Regions from separate parts of the Mus musculus genome. Here all the other regions are linked to region 1. A link is a contact called in ENCODE POLR2A ChIA-PET data. All regions are on one chromosome and are shown on one strand. The core of a region is the stretch at or near the end of the contact, and the rest is flanking DNA. Distances in the headings are between cores, read along the strand shown.

The links. ChIA-PET counts read pairs that join two places held with the same protein, here RNA polymerase II (POLR2A).
Region 2: POLR2A ChIA-PET joins it to region 1 with 14 read pairs in Patski. The contact joins the promoter of Dcaf15 here to the promoter of Ccdc130 in region 1. POLR2A ChIA-PET finds 5 or more read pairs at or near these places in 2 of 5 experiments (Patski and embryonic stem cell).
Region 3: POLR2A ChIA-PET joins it to region 1 with 18 read pairs in embryonic stem cell. The contact joins the promoter of Rfx1 here to the promoter of Ccdc130 in region 1. POLR2A ChIA-PET finds 5 or more read pairs at or near these places in 3 of 5 experiments (Patski and embryonic stem cell).

Annotation. Positions count from the first base shown.
Region 1 is chr8:84,269,092-84,271,791 of GRCm38, reverse strand. Ccdc130 (coiled-coil domain containing 130) reads left to right here and starts at 1,390. Exons shown (of 10, transcript NM_026350.3): 1 at 1,390-1,450.
Region 2 is chr8:84,103,464-84,106,163 of GRCm38, reverse strand. Dcaf15 (DDB1 and CUL4 associated factor 15) reads left to right here and starts at 1,367. Exons shown (of 13, transcript NM_001357322.1): 1 at 1,367-1,547. The coding sequence starts at 1,416.
Region 3 is chr8:84,065,585-84,068,284 of GRCm38, reverse strand. It overlaps Rfx1 (regulatory factor X, 1 (influences HLA class II expression)), which reads right to left and starts at 1,449. Exons shown (of 21, transcript NM_009055.4): 1 at 1,237-1,449.

The DNA of each region.
Region 1 (2,700 bases), core at 141-2,640:
AATGAAGATATCTAGAGAGACTCGTCCCCACATCTCTCAATCTATCAGACCATAAAATAATGAACTCCAAAGAAATGGGAATTTCCCCAGGAATCTCATGGTGGGCAAAAGAAAGGGCGCCAGCCAGAGGGGGAAGAGAAAGTCTTCTGGAAAGAGATTTCACCCAGTTCTAGGTTTTGCAGACCAACTTACAGGATGAGACTGAAGCCCAGACAATGGTGGGTCAATGGTGGGCGGGACCACACCTTGACCAAGACTGCTTAGATGTGAGATCCTTGTACCTTTAAACCATGATCTCACACCAGAACTTAAGAGTGTCCCTTCCCCGAATCGCTTTCTAAAGTGCCACCATTGAATAAACCTCTTTTTTTCTGCTTTCTACTTTTTTGGTGGGGGTGGGGGGGCAGATTTTTTTCGAGTCAGGGTTTCTCTCTGTAGCCCTGGCTGTCCTGGAACTCACTCTGTAGATTCAGAGATCCACCTGCCTCTGCCTCTCTAGTGCTGCGATTAAAGGCGTGTGCCACCGTCCCCCGGCTTTGCTTTGTACTTTTTGTTTTGGGTTTTTGTTTTGTTTTGTTTTTTGAGACAGGGTTTCTCTGTATAGCCCTGACTGTCCTGGAACTCACTTTGTAGATCAGGCTGGCCTCGAACTCAGAAATCCACCTGCCTCTGCCTCCCAAGTGCTGGGATTAAAGGCGTGAGCCACCACGTCCGGCATTGCTTTGTACTTTTAAGATTTATTTACCTGAACAGGTGTTTTGGCTGCATATATGTATGCACCACATACTTGCCCAGAGACCTACAAATATCCCTCTGACTCTACTTCCCTCAGTCGTGGCACACTAGCACTCACCCACACACATACATATGTATTTTTTTGAGACAGTGTACTCCTGACAGGCCTTTGATTATGTAGACTACCTGCCTCTGCCTCCAGAGTGTTGGGATTAAAGGTGTTGGCCACCACGTCTGGTCATAAACATAATTTTTTAAAATCCATAAATAAATAGCCTGGGCTGTATTGGTAATCCCACTACTTGGATATCACAAGGCGAGTCAGAAATTCAGAGTCATCTTCAGCAATATAATGAGATGCAGGGTCAAACTGGGATACAAGAAAACCGGTCTCAAACGTCAGTCAAATCAAAGCTTAAAAATGACGAATCAGCTCCTTCGAAAACGCAACCGCCAGGGAGGGCTGGGCGGTGCCAAAGTAGATCTTCCGGGAGGAAGCCATCTCCAATTGGACCACTCCCGGTGGGCGGGGCTTCTAACGGCTAGACAGGCCTGAATTGGTCAGTCTGCAATAGCCTCAGCCAATCAAGATGACGAAAGTGCCTCGCTCCAGCTTGCGCAGGCGCTTTTGGGCCGCAGAGGCGGGCGCTCTGCGGGTTCCTGGCTCCGGGTGTGCTTCCGGGCTGGTGGAGGCGTGACGTCAGGGAGAGGGCAGGTAGGTACGGGGTGAGGACCGGTCCGCGACGGCAACGGGGGTGGCAGGTCCTCAATCCCACCACTGCGTCCTGGCACGGGAGATGCTGTATCTGCGGACGCGAGCGGGTTCCCAGGGCCCAGCCTCCGTTTTAGGCCAATGGCACCTCTAGGCGTCTTCATGCTGAAGATGAGCCCTCCTAGCCTGAATTGAAACATAGTGCTTGGGAACAGTAGCTTGGGGGCCGGCAAGGTGGCTTAGCTGGTAGTGGCGCTTGTGGCCAAACCTGACAACATGAGAGTTCGACCCCTGAGCATGTTGAAAGAATCGATTCTTGTAGGCTGTTCTCTGATCTACATTCTCACTTCGTTGCACACTCTGCCAACACACGCAGAACAAATAAATGTAATTTGTAAGGGGCTGGCGAGGTGGCTCCGCGGTTAAGAACTTGACCTGCTCTCTAGCAGAGGACCAGGGTTCAGTTCCCAGAGCTCACAGCTGCCTGTATCTCCAGAGAATCCAACCCTCTACCCTTTCCGGTCACCTGAACTCACTTCTGCACACACATACACATAACAAAAATATTTTTTATAGTTGTTAGTAAGTAGGAGAAATTTGAAATTGTCACTTTTCTTTGTCCCATGCCTGTTCTTCTCAATACTTAACACCTGTCATGACTCCCAAAGGCAGTCTCAGCGGCTGAATCCTTTAGAAAACTTTTTTTTTTCCCCAAATGGAGAAACTGGGATCCAGGTAGCCCCTGGCCCAGAGTCAGGCAGCTAGGAAGCAGCAGAGAGGAGATTGATGCCCAAGCTGTGGTCTGCTGTGGCATTTGAGGTCAGGAATGACCCTTGGCACAGAAGAGCCCCTGTGCATCCACCTGAGCAGACTGGGTGTAATCTGGCTGTGATACTACCTGTGGTGATTAGCCATTTAAGACTTCAGAAGCTGAGGCTGGAAGATCTGGAGTACTAGGCCAGCCGGGATTACACAGAAAGGCATGTCTCCAAAACAAACATGTTCAACATTGTAAAGCAGACCCCAAGCACATAGCACTTCAAGCTGGGTGTCCACACTACCAGCCCATACACTTTTTCATTATAGCAAACCCCAGAGTCACTCCCGCTCCCATTTCCCTCTGTTTTTAATTTTTGTTTGTTTTGATTTTGCTTTTTGAGACAGGGTCTTCCTGTCTGGTTCTGGCTAGCTTGGAACTTGGCTTTGTGGACCATACTGGTCTCGAACTCAGTGTGTACCCTCCTGGTTCCACA
Region 2 (2,700 bases), core at 118-2,617, 170 kb after region 1:
AAACACACACACACACACACACACACACACACACACACACACACACACACACACTGCCTCCTTGCTCTTCCTTTCCCTCCTGCTCTGGGTCCACTAGTCTATGATTCAGCTGAGGCTGGGTCTGCACATGCATGGTCATATTTTCTCCTCATGCTGGGGGGAGGGGGGCTGCTAGTGAGCCCTCCAGTCTTTGCATAAAGAAGAGATCACCTAGTAAGTCTCTCAGCAGTGTCCCCATCACTAATCCATACATCATGGCAGGTTAGTCTTGAACCTCTCCAGAAACCTTTGTCTTTGCTGGAATATTCCTCCTCCCCCGCTTCACAAAGCTACTTTGCATCCAACTGCCTTTCTACCCATACCTGGAATTCAAGGACAGGTACTCATTTCCTTGTTTATGACCTGTCCTGTTAGCTGGGTTCTCAATAAACCGAATGTGGCTGTAAAAAGAGCAGCCAGCAGTCTGGGTACACAAGTGCCATGTCTTCAGGGGAGTTCACTTTATGCCTGTTCCACGTGTAAAATAAAGGACCATTGCAGAGATTGAGTGAATGTAGGCAAAACTGGTGCATGAAGCTGTCATGTCCCGTAATATTTATTACCATTATTAATTAGTATGATAGGCTTAACAGGCCTTCCACAGGAGGTGCAAACTCAGAACCACGCCTGACCCATGGAAATTAATTTTTTTAAAAACAGCATGATATCTGTCTGATGCTATCATCGTCATCGTCGTCCGGAAGATGCTTTGTTTTGTTTCTTTGTTTGTTTTTCTGAGACAAGAGTCTCTCTGTGTAGCCCTGGCTATCCTAGAACTCACTCAGGCTGGCCTCAAACTCAAAGAGATCCACTTGCCTCTGCCTCGTAAGTGCTGGAAAGGCGTGAACCATCACGCCCGGCCTGGAAGATGTTTTAAAACGAGCCATTTTTTTCCCCACCGCCTTTTCCTGGTCTCCTCCCTAGCTGCCCAGGGATGCTCCTCAGGCCTCGGCCCTCCCAGCCTGAGCCAGAGCCAGGGCTGGAGATTCTGGCCCTTATGGACCACAGGTTCCCATAGCCCCGCCCACAGGCCGCTGGACGGCCAGTGGTTTCCACGGAAACCCACTCAGGGGCGTGACAATGTCAAGCCTGACAGAAATCTTCGCCTATTCAGTTGAAGTTTTTTGGCCGAGGAGCGCCAAAGTGGTTTCTGAGTGGTTTATCTTTAATGAAGGGCGGGAATAAGGCGGGAGCTGTTACCATCTTTACCAACCAAAAACCAAGATAGCTTTGATGGACAAGCGTAGCGGGAAGCGACAAGGAATGCCGGCTGTCACCCAACCGGCCGGCCGCAGTAAGGAGAAAAGGCCAATCAGAAAGTGCCAGGGGCGGGGCTAAGGGACCGGTTGCTCCGGAAGTGGAGGGAGGGGGTGAAAATGGCGCCCAGCTCGAAATCGGAGCGGAACAGCGGGGCCGGGAGCGCCGGCGGAGGCCCTGGGGGGACCGGGGGGAAGCGGGCGGTGGGGCGGCGGCGGGAACACGTTCTCAAGCAGCTGGAGCGAGTCAAGGTGAGGCCTGGCGTCTGAGGCGAGCGCGCCCGGTTGTGAGGAGGAGGGGACGCGGGAGGCGGCGGAGGGAGGGCGGCGCGGCGAGGTGGGGGGCGGGGCCGGGAGGGGGCTGGGCGGGCCGGGCGGTGGGGATGGGGATGGGTTTGGCGGTGTGGAGGCTGGTGCTGAGGCGCGGGCTGGGCTGGCGAAGGTTGGTGACTTGTGTGCAGCCAGTGAGGCGGGTCACCTGCAGGGGGCCTTGAATGAAGGCTGCTAGGCGAGATCAGTGAAGAAGGAAGGGGCTTGGGTGGCGGAGGCCGGGGAGAATCATGGAGGAAAGACCGGGGATGGAGGCTGATGGGCGGGTTACTGTAGAAGCTGTCCGAGGAATCTGGAGGAAGGGGAGACCTTGGTTTAGACCGATTTTTCAAAGCACTGCCCCTTGTTGGAGCTACCCCCCCAAACCCCTGAAGAGCCCCTGCTACCGACAATGGGCAGCCTCTGTTGGATGCTCCCTGTCTGTCCAAGCTCTGACCATCTCTATATCTAGTGCTTGTACCTAGGTCTGCCTCACTCATTGAATGGAGGAATGTTTCCAGAGTAGGGCCAGGTCTTCTCAAAGTGGAAGCCACTTAGGGCTCTGTCTCCCTTGTCAGAGGACACCTGAAAGGACAGGGATGTGAATAATGTTAGGTGGGCAGCTGTGGAGCAAGATTGTCTATGTGCACAGGAAGTTGGGAACTGGGTAAGGGCGAACTGTGCTTTTTCCTGGTGCTCCCTAAGCAAGGCTGTGGCTCTGCCCTTAGCCTAGACACTCCCTGGGCAAGGGTTATATCCTCTCAGGAAGGCTTGTCTGACAAAGCCATTCCCTTCATGGGTCGAGATGAACTAGGGGCAAGGTGCCAGGCCTTCTTTCCCACTAGATGGCTATCTTTTGAAGGCGGGCCAGAATAGCTCCCCAGTGGTCAGCTTTATGCCTGTTTCCTCAGATCCTTCCTTGGTGATGTTTTAGGGTGTGACAGTTGATTGGCAGTTAATTAAGAAAGGGGTTTTCTTAATAATGGATTGGAGCATTGGGAATACTGGGAGCTTTTGGTTCGGAGGCTCTATAGGTATAGGCTCTTGCCACCAAACCTAATAATGTGTGAGATCCCCAGGAGCCACGCAGTGAGAG
Region 3 (2,700 bases), core at 200-2,699, 200 kb after region 1:
GCAGTGTATGCCAGTGCCAAGTGCAACGACCTGGCTGCCCATGCAGCCAATAAGAACTGCCATGGCTGATGGAGTTCTGGGACACCCCCTACACACCCCCTACACACACACACACACACACACACACACACACACACACACACAACACACGAAGGTCCTGCACTAACAAATGTCTCTCCTTGCCTCTGATGCTATACCGGCTCCTGGCGCGTGGGACCTGTACCACCTTATGACATGTGACCCTCTTGATACTGGCCTGACTGACTGACTGGCCAAGAGATGTGGCTTGAGGAATCTAAGACAGCTCCACTGGCTTGCTGTTTCCACAGGTGACCACCTTAATAGCTACGGAGAAACCCCCAATCACCAGAAACAAGTGCCCGATACCGGCACCAACCTAGGGATGAGACAGCACACCAGAGAACAATTTGGGATCCTCTACATCTCTGGCCAAAGATCACATCTCTCCAGGAGGAGATTCAACTTCTGACAACTAAATCCCCCAAATTAAAGCCAATCTTATTGAAACTTGGCCATCTCTTCACATCCTCTGGGGTTTAAGAGTGAGGGTCACTTTGCAATCAACACAAACAAGTTATCAAGTCTCATTGATAAACAGTAGACCGGTGTGGTGTAAGATTCAAGGGTGAACCCTAGGGAAATTCTTTGGAGGAATTTTAGAGTTAACTATACAGAAGGAGATGGCCACAATTCTTCCCATTTTATAGAAAGAAAAACAAAGGTCCGAGATGGAATAGTTGCACATCCGGGTTCTAATTCTCAGGCAGGTATGCACCCCAAGCTGCTGCTCCTCATCCGGAACACCCGGACAGTCCCAGTGTCGGCGGCCGCACCCGACTCTGAGGGCGGAGAAACGCCAGGCCCCGCCCACCTCCCAGTCTCGCCCCGCCTCCGCGCGCTGTCATTGGTCCAGCCTCCGCAGACCCGCCTCCCCGCACCTCCCGACACATAAAAGCGCCCCCCGCCCCAGCCGCCCGACCTCCACTCGCCCGCGGCCTGCGAGCACCCGCCCCTCGCGGGGGCCGGGCTGCGGGTCCGGGGGCGGGTGGTGTCGCCCCGGCCGAACCCCGGCCCCCTCCCCCACAGTCCCGACACTCGCCGCCGCCATTTTGACCGCCCGCCCCTTCCCTCAGGACTGTACTCAAGCGACAGGCGCTGCGCGGGCCCGGCCGCCCGCCCCGGCGCGCCCAGCTTGCCGGGCGCTGCCCCGGTTACCTCGGCTTCTCCGCACTTGTGTCCGCGGAAGGCTTTGAGGAGGTGCGTGGGCGCTGTGCAGAGGGGACCGAGCGCGCCGGGGTCCCCAGGCCGGGCCGGGGGCGTGGGGGTGGGGGGCGGCCGCAGTTGTTGTTGTTGACTGGCGTTGCTGGGTTGCTTGGTCGCCACGACTACCGTGGCTATGGCGCCTCCGTTTCCCTCACCGGGGCAACTGTTGCTACCCACCCTACTACGTCACACGCCAGGGCGGACCTCCAGGGCAGCGATTGGACGGCGCTGGGCGCTTCCAGCATGCTATTGGCTACCATCCACGCTTTTCAGTACCCTCTCGACTTCACCGAGCTCCGATTCCTCAGTTCGGACGTCCGTCAGAGAAAGCTAAACCCTAAAAGGCAAGCGAAGCCCGTCACTCGCGCGAGGAAGCAGCCCTGAGAATTACAAGGGGGTGGGATGCCGCTCCAAAGTCGGCTCTCTGGTTGGACTAACGAGAGATCAATCTCGTCCAAAAGTTTGTCGCGCTCTCTTGCACAGGTCCACGGGGCGTCGGGAGTTGTAGTTCGGTCCTACGTACCGATGAAAACCTCAAGACTTCCTCCTTGCTGGGCCACTCTCTTGCCTCTGGCGCTCATGTCCCCCAAGGAACGCAGCGACTCTGTGCTGCCCTTCTGTGACGTCAGCGGCGGAGGCCGAACTCGGAATTCGTTGACTTCACAGGCGCGTTCTCTTGGTCCAAGAGGGTTGAGAGAAATCGGCTGGTACGATTCTAGTCGGAGCCCCGGAAAGGTCACAGCCTGGCCGCGCCGCTATCTCGGCCACTCAGGCAGTGAAAAGGTCTCTGGCCAGCAGACATTTAATGAGAAGACGATAAGCAAAGGTCAGCGGCGTTTATCCCCAGTGCTCCCCGCCGCTCCGGGCCTCAGTTTCCCCAAGAGATAGGTCAGTTGCAGCCGGAGAAGGTGAAACAGAAATAGCTCCGAAGGGAGTGAGTGCTTCGAGCTCAGAAATTAATCATCAAGATAATATTCTAAAGCAGTTTTTTAAAATATCAATTAATGGGAAAAAGAAGACGCACGGAGAACCAAATGTCAAACAAATGCAGTCATTCTGCTGGCACCTAGGTTAGGGGAAAGTGGCTCTGTGTTCAAATATTTTTGTTTATTGAGTCAGGATTCTTTTCTAAATGAGATTCTAACTGCTTTTTCCACTAGGGAATATAAATAACTGTGAGAGAGATGATGAATATGTTAATTAGTTCCTTTATAGTAACCACTTTCGCTTTACCAATTGATTAATAGCCTATTGTCTACTTAAAAAATGTACAAAAATGTCCAAGATGGGTAGAGTGGCCATGTAGACACAGCTGCTTTGCAGGCTGAGGCAGATAGATTGCTTAGAACTGAGCTATAGAGCAAGTCCCAGCTCAAAACGATGTTTTTTGTTTTTTGGGTTTTTTTTTTTTTTGGT